Regions from separate parts of the Homo sapiens genome. Here region 2 is linked to region 1. The links are chromatin contacts, found by Hi-C or POLR2A ChIA-PET in ENCODE. All regions are on one chromosome and are shown on one strand. The core of a region is the stretch at or near the end of the contact, and the rest is flanking DNA. Distances in the headings are between cores, read along the strand shown.

Region 1 (5,100 bases), core at 1,509-4,008:
ACAGGTGAGCTGACAGCCAGCAGCCCAGGGAGCCCCGAAGTTCAGTCCATATTCTGTCTTCAGATTTGGATTCACTCCCCGTGGTTTAGAAACAGTGCTGTTTGAGGTTAAAAACAAAACAAACAAAAAGCCTGATTTTCAATTCTCAGAATGGATGAGAAGAGTGCCCTATGGAGACTGGACTGTTTTTTCTTCTTAAGTGAATAGCTCAAGGGGAACGTCCAGGTGCCGGCCTTCGGGGGTCTCTGCGCCACTGGAGCGGGGGCTGTTGGGCCTGCGGAGATGCGCGAGTTGGAGTCTGAGGGTGGGTGTGGGTTCCCACCACCACGGGCACCACCATTTCTATCACCAGTTGGAGAAGTCCGTTTACCTGTGGAGCAGATTCTCGAGTATTGGAGGAAACACTGTGGAAGCATCGACCGTTGAATGCAGATTCGTGTTCTGTTTATTACTGCTAAGTGAGATGCAATTAGGAATGAGATATCTTCACCCCACTGAGTCTGGGAGGGTCAATGAGCAGTCACATCAGTGAGCAGGCCAGGTGGTGACGCGTGTTACGTGCGTGTTACTCAGGAAAATAAAGCAGGGCAGATGCAGGTAAGGGCCAGTTATTTGACGTTGTGTAGTCGAGGAAATCTCGCTCGCAGGTGTCCTCAGAGAGAAGCAACACACAGATCCCTGGGGACAGAGCATTGCTGCAGAGGGAATTCCTGCAGAGAGCAAGACAGAGCATTCCTACAGGGGGAATGTGCAAAGGCCCCGGGAAGGGAGAGACCCGTTCTGCTGAAGGGAAAGCAAGAAGGCAGAGGGTTGGAGCCAGGAGGCCTGGAGCTGCTGGGTGACGCCTGAGCCCCCGGGCTCCTGTGTGCACGATGGCGCTTTGTGATTTGTGCCAAGGGGGACAGGAGGACAGTCCAGGGTTTTGGCAGAGAAGTGACATGGCTCCTTGTAAATCTTCACAGGACCAGGATAACATCACAACAGGTAGTTAATTCACCACCACACATTTATAGTCTGAGGTCCTTGGACTGTATGAGCTACAACAATGACAGATAATCCAGGTGAGTGCCTCACAAACCCCTGCTGCCCCAGCTCCCACCCGTGGCATTTAGGCCAAGAAGCCCCATTGGTCCCCAGGGACTCTCCAGCCCCTGCCCTCCTTCCTCCTGCCCGGACCAGCCCATCTGTCACAGGGGGCTCTCTAGCCACCTGCCTCTCTTCCTCTCTGAAGGCTGCATGGAGCTGCTTGTCTTTGTAGCTGAACACTCAGGCCCCTGCTTGGTCATCCAGCCAGTCATGGTGGGAGTGGCAAGAGGAGAGCCTGAGATGATGAGGGGTCAGTGATGCTGTCTTCCGGTCCATGGCTCATTAGAGATACCCTGTAATTTGCAGTGTTCTTTCTCCAGGAGGAACAGAGCCCCTCTAATTATATCTGCTCTTATTGAAACCTGAAAAATGCAGGCAGAGTGATAAGAGAATGAAACTGTGGCTGCACCTTCCTGGCCTCCCTTCAAATATGTAAAGGGTCCTAAGGCGAGCCCTGGCTGGGGGGTCTTGAGCCCATGGCTTCTCCCTCGGTGCCTTTCACAGGTGGTCCAGGGCAAACGCTTGGTGCCCATTCAATTAAAATAGCGAAGGAGATGAGCTACAGCTTCTGCAAGGACGGCGTGGGGCTGTAGCCTCTAGGGCCTTAGTTAGAACCACATGAAAACACGAATGCTGGGGAGTAAAATTGCAGGAAATGAATGCAGGAACAGACATGGCTCGGATGTAGCAGAGGTGGGATCGGGAGTGATTTCGTTCCAATTCCCCGATGCTGCTTTCATAGCTGTTGGGGTTGAGTTTGAGGTGTTGTAGTTGAACCTGTGTTGTAAGGGCGGAAAGCCTCATCAGCCCAGTGACTGCACAGCCACGCGGAAGCCTCCCCAGTCAGAGGCGGCCTTGGAGGGCAGCTCGCTGTTCTCACTCAGTCCTGATTCTCGGCTCTCTCCTGACTCCCCAAGGTTTCTTCAACCAATTTGAAAGGGGCAAATAGGAAGCTCTGAAGGACAAGGCCCCACAAAGACCCCACACCCTGCAAATCCCCCAGGGGCTGTGCAGGAAGGGCACAGCGAGGCCCCCAGGAATCAGCCCAGCCTCTGTGCCTTGGGTCCTGGACCTGGGTGGGCGAGAGTCCACGTGCCCGGAGCCAGAACCTGTCCCCAGCCCTTGACAGAGCCACATCTCAGGGGACCATTCCAGGTGGGGTGACAGTTCCCAGCTGCAGCGCCTGGAAGCCCAGGCTGTGGGCAGACGGTCCTTACCTCTGGGGTGGGCATGAGTCGAGAGGCAGGACCTTGTGGGGTGACAGCTCTGGACCCTGAGTTGGAATGTGCACCACTCCCAGCTGAGTACCCACTGGTCACACGTTGGGCCCCCATGGCCTCCCTTCAGCCTCTTCACAGGAAACACGAAGGTGGCGTGGGCCAGGGAGGGGAGTTGACTTGAATAGGGCATTTCAAACTGCCAGTCACAAGCGAGGCCAAGGTTTAACAAATGACTCAGGAAAAAACGGGGTTGGGGGAGGGCATGAGACACTCCCAGGTGGGAGGAGGTACAGGCAGCGCTCCCTGCGTTCACACTCACCGTGGCTTTGTGACAGGGATGCACTCTGAGAAATACATGGCTGGGCGATTTCTCTGTGCGGGCCTCACAGTGACTTACACACGCCTGGATGGCCGGGCCCCCTGTAGGCCTGGGCTGCAAGGTACAGCCAGCGCTCCTCCGCCACAGACCTGTGTGCAGGCTCCTGTACCGAATGCCACAGGCGACTGCCACACAGTGGTGTATGTGCGTCCAAACACAACTAACCCGGGAGAGGACAGTAAGAATCTGGTGCTACAATCCTGTGGGACCACCCTGCTTGACCAAAACATTGTTATATGGTGCGTGGCTGTATTTCCTCCATATCAAAACATTGTTATATGGTGCGTGGCTGTATTTCCTCCATATCAAAACATTGTTATATGGTGCGTGGCTGTATTTCCTCCATATCAAAACATTGTCATGTGGTGCGTGACTGTATTTCCTCCATAGAACAGATGTCAGCGACCCCAGAGCATGGGTTCGTGCAATTTTATAAACTCTATAAGCCCATCGAATTGAATTTTTAGTAATGGCTCTGTTTAACAACCAGCTTGCAAAATTCCTGAACACGTAATGCTTGGTTGTCCTGAGCTGGCACCTTCGGCACATGCGCACATGCTCTCACACGTCCTCACACACACACACTCCCTCACTTACACTCACACACTGTCGTTCACACATACAAGCACACACATACGTGCACACAGCAGCTGCTCACGGCATCTACTTGAGGGGCCCGACACTCATTTAGAAGCTGAGTACACAAGGTTAGTCTAGGAAGCTAGAACAGAATGTAAAACATCAGGATGTGGCCTGTCTAGTCGGGATAAACATTGTTTATACGTTGGGACACATTTGACTCCTTTCACACCTGGTGCTGGTTGGCTTGGAGAGCAGTGGGGCGCCAGCCAGCTGCCCTGACAGCCACGCCTCCTGGAGGGTGGAGAGAGCCTGGTCTGCAGAAAGCCTGCTTGCTTCCTGAGGGGCACAGACACAGGTGGCCTGAGAGGGAGAAGGTTCTGGAACAGGGGGCCCAGAGGAAAGCCTGCAGCAGGAGCCAGGGTCACGGCGCCCAGCAGCTGCCCTCGCCCTGGCTCGTCCTGCTCCAGGCCAAGCCACCCATCTCGGAGCCGCCGTAAGGCCTCCTGCAGTCAAACCGCGAGGCAGCACCATGCCCACAAGAACTTGAGGTTTCTCCTGGCCTCAACCTTCCTCTCATGACAACAAGGCACCAATTTCCACGAAGGGCTCTGCGCTCAGGGCAGGGCTGGTAAACACGAGGTCACGCCCTTCCTGTGAGGGAGGTTCCAGTTCCCACAGCGGAGGCCTCGGGCAGGTGGGGGCTGCCGCAAGAGCAGGACAGGGCCAGGGAGCTGGTGTCCACTCCCACATAGTCCTCTTGCTTTAAACGGTTCTCTTTTGAGATAATTGCAGATTCACACACAGTCGTAAGGAATAACACGGAGAGTGCCTGTTCCCTTTGCCCAGTTCCCCCAACAGCAGCCCCTTTGCCCAGTTCCCCCAACAGCAGCATCTTGCAAAGCAAGGAGTGGTCACCGATGGGATCAAGTGCCCTGAGGGCGGATGGCACCAGCTGCACATACACTGGGTGTGAGCGTGTGTGTCAGTGTGTGTGTGAGCATGGGGGTGTGTGTGTCAGTGTATGTGTATGGGTGAGTCTGTGTGAGTCTGTCAGTGCGTCTGTGTATATGTGGGTGTGCATGTGTGTGTGTCTGTGTGCATGTGGGTGTGTGAGAGTATCAGTGTGTCTATGTGTATGTGTGCATGTGGGTGCGCATGTGTGTGTCAGTGTCTGTATGTGTGCATGTGGGTATGCTTGTGTGTGTGTGCATGTGGGTGTCCGTGTGTGTGTACCAGTGTGTCTGTGTGCATGTGTGCATGTGGGTGTATTTGTGTGAGGAGCATGAATGTGTGTGAAGGAGGAAGTGCATGAATGTGTGTGCATGTCTGTGTGTGTGCTTGTGTGTGTGAGGGACTGGGAGTGTGTGTGTGAGGGACTGTGTGACCATATGTGCATGTGCGAGTGTGTGCATGTGGGTGTGAGGGAGGGGAGGGTGTGTGAGCATGTATGAGCGTGAGTATGCTTGTGTATGTGTGCATGAGTGAGGGAGTGTGTGTGCATGTGTGTGAGTGCATGTGGGTGAGGGTGTGTGAGGAAGTGTGTGAGGATGTGTGTGAGCATGTGCACGTGTGTGCTTGCATGTGTGAGTGAGGGAGGGTGTGTGTGTGCGAATGAAGGAGGGTGTGGGCATGTGAGGACATGTGTGAGCATGTGTGCATGTGTGTCTGTGAGGGAGGGAGGGTGTGTGCATGTGAGTTTGTATGTGTATGTGTGAGGGAGTGTGTGTGCGTGTGTGAGTGCATGTGAGGGAATTTGTGTGTAAGGTTGTGTGTGAGGGAGGGAGTATGTATGTGCGCATGTGTGTGCACGTGTCATTGAGGGAGTGTGTGTGC
Region 2 (4,800 bases), core at 54-2,553, 120 kb before region 1:
ATGGCACCCCCACCCCCTCTGACCCTTCCATGAGGCACACCAGGGCTGGTTCCTTCTAATTGCTAGGCATAACTCCAACCTATTTAGTCCTCACCTTCCTCATTAACAGAGTCAAATCTGGGCCCCAATCATAAAAGTCTGACCGGGTTGTTTCCTTCTTAAATCCCTTTTGTTTTCCCATTCTCCTCAGGATAAGGCACAAACTCTTTCATTCTGGGCCTTTAGTGATCCACACTTAACCCTCCTGACCCACTCCTTGACATTCTCTGTGAACTCAAAATCCAAGCCATAATGAATTAGCTCCAATTTTTGCAAACACTGGAATACCCTTGCCCTAATTTTTGCCTAGCTGATGTCTGATGACTTTCAGGACTGAGGTGTATGCAAAAGGCTCATTTCTGGGTGAACTGCCTTTCTCTGTGGGCACCTTTAGTTCCTCAATTGCACCGTATTTTCACTGTCAATTTACGTACTTACATTCGCCAGTTGATCTGAGGTCAGGAAATAGTAAACTCATTCCCCTTTGCATCCCAAGGCCTAGCTCAGAGCCTATGGCATGGCTGACACTCATTAAATATATGTCAACTAAATGAATGAACAGACCTGAGCCACAGATTCTCTAACTCTATTGAGACCAGTTCTAGGAGGCACAGCCCATGTGAATGAAAAACAAATCATTTAATGACTCTTAGGCATGACTGTTTCTCTTTGACATTTGCTGCAGTTTCTAATAAAGTCAATATTTTCCCCCTCTTCGTATAACTTTTTAATGAGCATTTTGACATTTCAATAGTGTTGTGCTTTCATACTTAAAACCATTAAGTTTCTGTAAGACTCTAAATTTAGTGCCCCTTAATCATCAAAGAATACAGGCTCAACTTAAGTATGGTTTAGGAAAGTGCTTCTCAAAACTTTTCTGTGCGTGATAATCCCCTGGGCATCACGCTAAAACTGCAGATTTTGATTCAGTTGGTCTGAGATTCTGCACTTCTAGCAGGCTTCTAGGTGATGCTGATGCTGCTGAGCCCGTCTGGGGCATAAGGCAGTCACTTCTTAGAAAACTGACAAGGTGGCAAGTGGCAATCCCCTATTAACAAAACACTTGGATTATCCAGAACTACCCAAGACTATGCGACAGAGGCACCTGCTTTATATACACGCATGTGCAAACACAGAAATAGTGTTTATAAGTTCAGATGACATGAGAGACCAAAGTAAACAAAGCTGTGTCTATGGGGACAGGCAGATCGCTTGGCAGGGAGGCAAAGCTGTGTCTGTAACAGCAGAGAGAGCTAACAGCCAAGGGAGAAGAAAACTGTGGGCAGGTGTGCACAAACAGTAACAGCAGGAAGCTGAGAAGTGAAAATCAGAATAGAATGAAACAAAACAGGCACGAATGAAACAGAAGAGCATCATGCAAATCTCTTACTATGCAAGTTTATGGTATCTAAAACTGTTACTACTTTTAAGTAATATCAGTATATACACATCCTTGATAATTGTTAGGTTAACTCATAAGCACCAATTCACGGGATCGTTCATACAACAGAAGCAGTCAAATATTTTAAAATGGAAAGGCCCAAATACACACTCAGTATGCAGTAACAGCAACAAAAGGTGTGAATTTCAGTAATACCTATCCCATCCCTATCCTTTCAGAAGTGGGACCTGCTGCTATACTTTATTTACCCTTCAGTCAAAGAAGCTCTCTGAAGTTCTAGAGGAATATTACATCTGACGCTACAGTGCCCAATTGTTTCCGTGACCCAATGACTATTCCTAGCTTCAAATAATCACCCAATCTATTCTGATGCCTCTCACGTTTCAAAGCTAGAGCCCATTTAAGAAGCAAACGCCAACACTTGCCCTCTTAGGGAAAAAACTCATTTCTTACCATGTGGTAAAACAGTTAACTGACAATGCAAACATTAACAGCCGCTTGTTATGAAAATATCAGGTTACTATCTTCGAAGGCAAGAGATTTCTGTGTTGTTTTCCTCATTTAACAGTAAACACTCAGGGGTGTATATGTGTATATTTACAGGTACTACAAAGAATACCTCGTTCCCAATTGCTTTAATTTTTTCCAAAGCATCAAGAAACCATTTTTCGGCTGTTTTCCATCTAAAATGAAAGGAAAAAAGGTTGCAGATTATTCGAAATTAGCAAATATAAACTTTAAAAAAATTTTTGATTACCTTTCTAGTAGTACTAAAATGCAATGGGGTAAACTGCTGGAAATAATTATAAAAATTCAAAGTTAAGTCACAAATGATTAATTTTACGGCATTAATATCAAGAGTTCAAGATTTCAAGATTTTGGGAGATACAGTATTTATATTCCTTTTTTTTTTTTTTTTTTTTAAGAGTCTCACTCTGTTACCTAGGCTGGAGTGCAGTGGTGCGATCTCAGCTCACTGCAGCCTCTGCCTCCCGGGTTTAAGTGATTCTTGTGCCTCAGCCTCCTGACACAGCTGGGATTACAGGTGTACAACACCATCCCTGGCTAATTTCTGTATTTTTAGTAGAGATGGGGTTTCGCCATGTTGCACATGCTGGTCTCAAACTCCTGGCCTCAAGCAATATGCCCATCTCGGCCTCCCAAAGTGCTGGGATTACAGACGGGAGCCACCGCACCCAACCACAGTATTTATGTTCTATAAAGTCACTGTGTACACTGAGTTAGCAAATATTGAACCGCGGCTGCCAGGGGAAATACAGTTAGATTCCTGCAATTCTCTGGTCACATTTTCTCTAATTGATCAATGCGTAACCTTGTTTTATGTGTGTTTCTATTTAAAGACGTCTTATTTGATACATATTGTTGATTCATCAATATTGAAGTCAGGGCCAGCAGCACTATAAATACTGATGCCTGCTTGAATGAAGCTTCTCTAATACATGTGTTTCCTCTGTAACACAAAAGTGTATCACAATTAACACTAGATAGCATTTCACTAAGCTTGGGGATTATTTCAAAACAGTGAAATCATCAACAAAAAGCACAAAAATGTGAAAACTGTGGCACTAAATAGACCACAAGAAGTACACTGGTTTATAGTTGAACTGGGAAAAAAGGCAGAGCGTTGCCTTCTTAGACTCCAGCTGGAAGTGTGTGTGCCAGGAGACCCAGCTTTCTCCCAGCCCTGGGCATGTCTGCCAATGGCTCAGAAAGCACCTCAGGAACTGATTTGGCGGTTACAAATAAATTTTAATGAGTAGGCAAATTCGCAAATACTGATGATTACTGTATTATATTAAAAGATTACTATTTATTTTAAAGCTTCAAACTTTTAAAAAATACCTAGATAACCCATTTTTTAGAACACATACATGCCATAAATGACACTGTAGTAGTATTAATACTAATTTACAGCCGAGCGTGGAGGCTCACACCTGTAATCCCAGCACTTTGGGAGGCTGAGGCAGGCGGATCACCAGGTCAGGAGTTCGAGACCAGCCTGACCAACATGGTGAAACCCTGTCTCTACTAAAAATACAAAAATTAGCCGGGCGTGGTGGTGGGCATCTGTAATCCCAGCTACTCAGGAGGCTGAGGCAGGAGAATCGCTTGAACCTGGGAGGCAGAGAATGCAGTGAGCTGAAAATGCGCCACTGCACTCTAGCCTGGGCAACACAGCGAGACTCCATCTCAAAAAAACAAAAACAAAAACCAAAAAAAACTGAAACTAATTTACCATTTTAAAATTTGTATATCATGAAATGCAAAGGATTACATACATTTTTCTCTTTGAGTATAACACCAAATCACTTATTCTACAAATATTCTAGAGTACAGTAAAGCCTACACTGACCAGGAATTAAATTTTCTGACTTACTAGTAACTAAATAGAAAACACTTTTGTTTCAAAAACCATGTCAAATTCTTCTCAAATACGTAAATTCAACTCCTTATCAACACAGAGATAACTAAGGATTCCACAGTGCCCCCAGCCACACTGTGGGGTATGTGTAATCTGAACTGTCCAATCATGTAAGAAAAGAAGTGGTAGCTCAGATCAAAAAAAGACCAAAACCTGGGTTTAGAATTTTTAAGGAAATCCAAGATAACAGTTTCTCTCTTTTTTTTCTATCTCCTTCTCCTAAAATAGAACATTTAAAAGTACAAATCTACTGAAGAGTCGCTTTTGTCAGTGAACTCTAGTGATCACCTACTGTATTTACAATCACTAGTTAACAGAAGGGTTTCTGGTCTTCCAGTACTTACTCTCCATTCTGAAATGCAACCACGCCGACCTCATGCATAACAAAAGGGTCTTCCGGTGCAATGCTCAGAGCTTGGCTGAAGAACCTTTCAGCTAGTTTTGAGTTATTGGTCAAACCATATTCTAATCCAATATACAGCATAGGCAAATGACACCTAAAAAATTGGAAAATTTCACATATTCAACACCAAAAACTGTGATTTAGCAGAAATTAATCTGTCAACTTCAAATCCTATCTGCAAAATAATTTAAAGGTAGCCAAAACACAGCATTTACTTTTTTCTCTTAATTTACAAATATTTAATGAATGCCTAATGGGCTTTGGACTAATCAGCTGCCACTTCTAGAATCTATCTGCAACTTATTTACCTTTAATTTTCATTATTATTCCACAGTAAAAAAACAAAAACTCTCTAAAGCAAAAGGGCAGGTCTCTGTGGTGCTGTCTTCCTCCTTGATGCTAATGTCATGCCCCAGCCGACACTGGTCTTCCTCTTATTTACTCACCACCATTTATCCTTCAAGATTGGGTTCAACTTCTACTTCCCTTTATGAAGCTACCTCTGACTTTTCT

Evidence for each region. Hi-C counts contacts between places; a loop is a spot of excess contacts on that map. ChIA-PET counts read pairs that join two places held with the same protein, here RNA polymerase II (POLR2A). Pooled maps may share reads with other maps.
Region 2: a map of natural killer cell shows a loop between it and region 1 (2.5-fold over the local background). The contact joins two enhancer-like sites. A Hi-C loop is called at or near these places in 1 of 168 maps with a recorded cell type or tissue (natural killer cell) and 2 of 50 pooled maps. POLR2A ChIA-PET finds 5 or more read pairs at or near these places in 4 of 52 experiments (CD4-positive, alpha-beta T cell, Caco-2, activated CD4-positive, alpha-beta memory T cell and 1 more).

The regions. Positions count from the first base shown.
Region 1 is chr13:114,141,554-114,146,653 of GRCh38, reverse strand. No RefSeq gene overlaps it. Among named protein-coding and RNA genes, the nearest start is that of RASA3, 11 kb to the right of the region's middle. RefSeq lists an enhancer at 5,020-5,100. Within about 2 kb of position 2,758, at least 16 of the 41 ENCODE cell types and tissues checked have a DNase peak (open chromatin) inside an H3K27ac peak, as active enhancers do.
Region 2 is chr13:114,256,659-114,261,458 of GRCh38, reverse strand. CDC16 (cell division cycle 16) reads right to left here. Exons shown (of 18, transcript NM_001078645.3): 13 at 4,229-4,381; 14 at 2,061-2,124. All of the region lies in intron 2 of LOC105370384 (a long non-coding RNA gene), which reads left to right. Among named protein-coding and RNA genes, the nearest start is that of MIR548AR, 15 kb to the right of the region's middle. Within about 2 kb of position 1,303, at least 5 of the 41 ENCODE cell types and tissues checked have a DNase peak (open chromatin) inside an H3K27ac peak, as active enhancers do.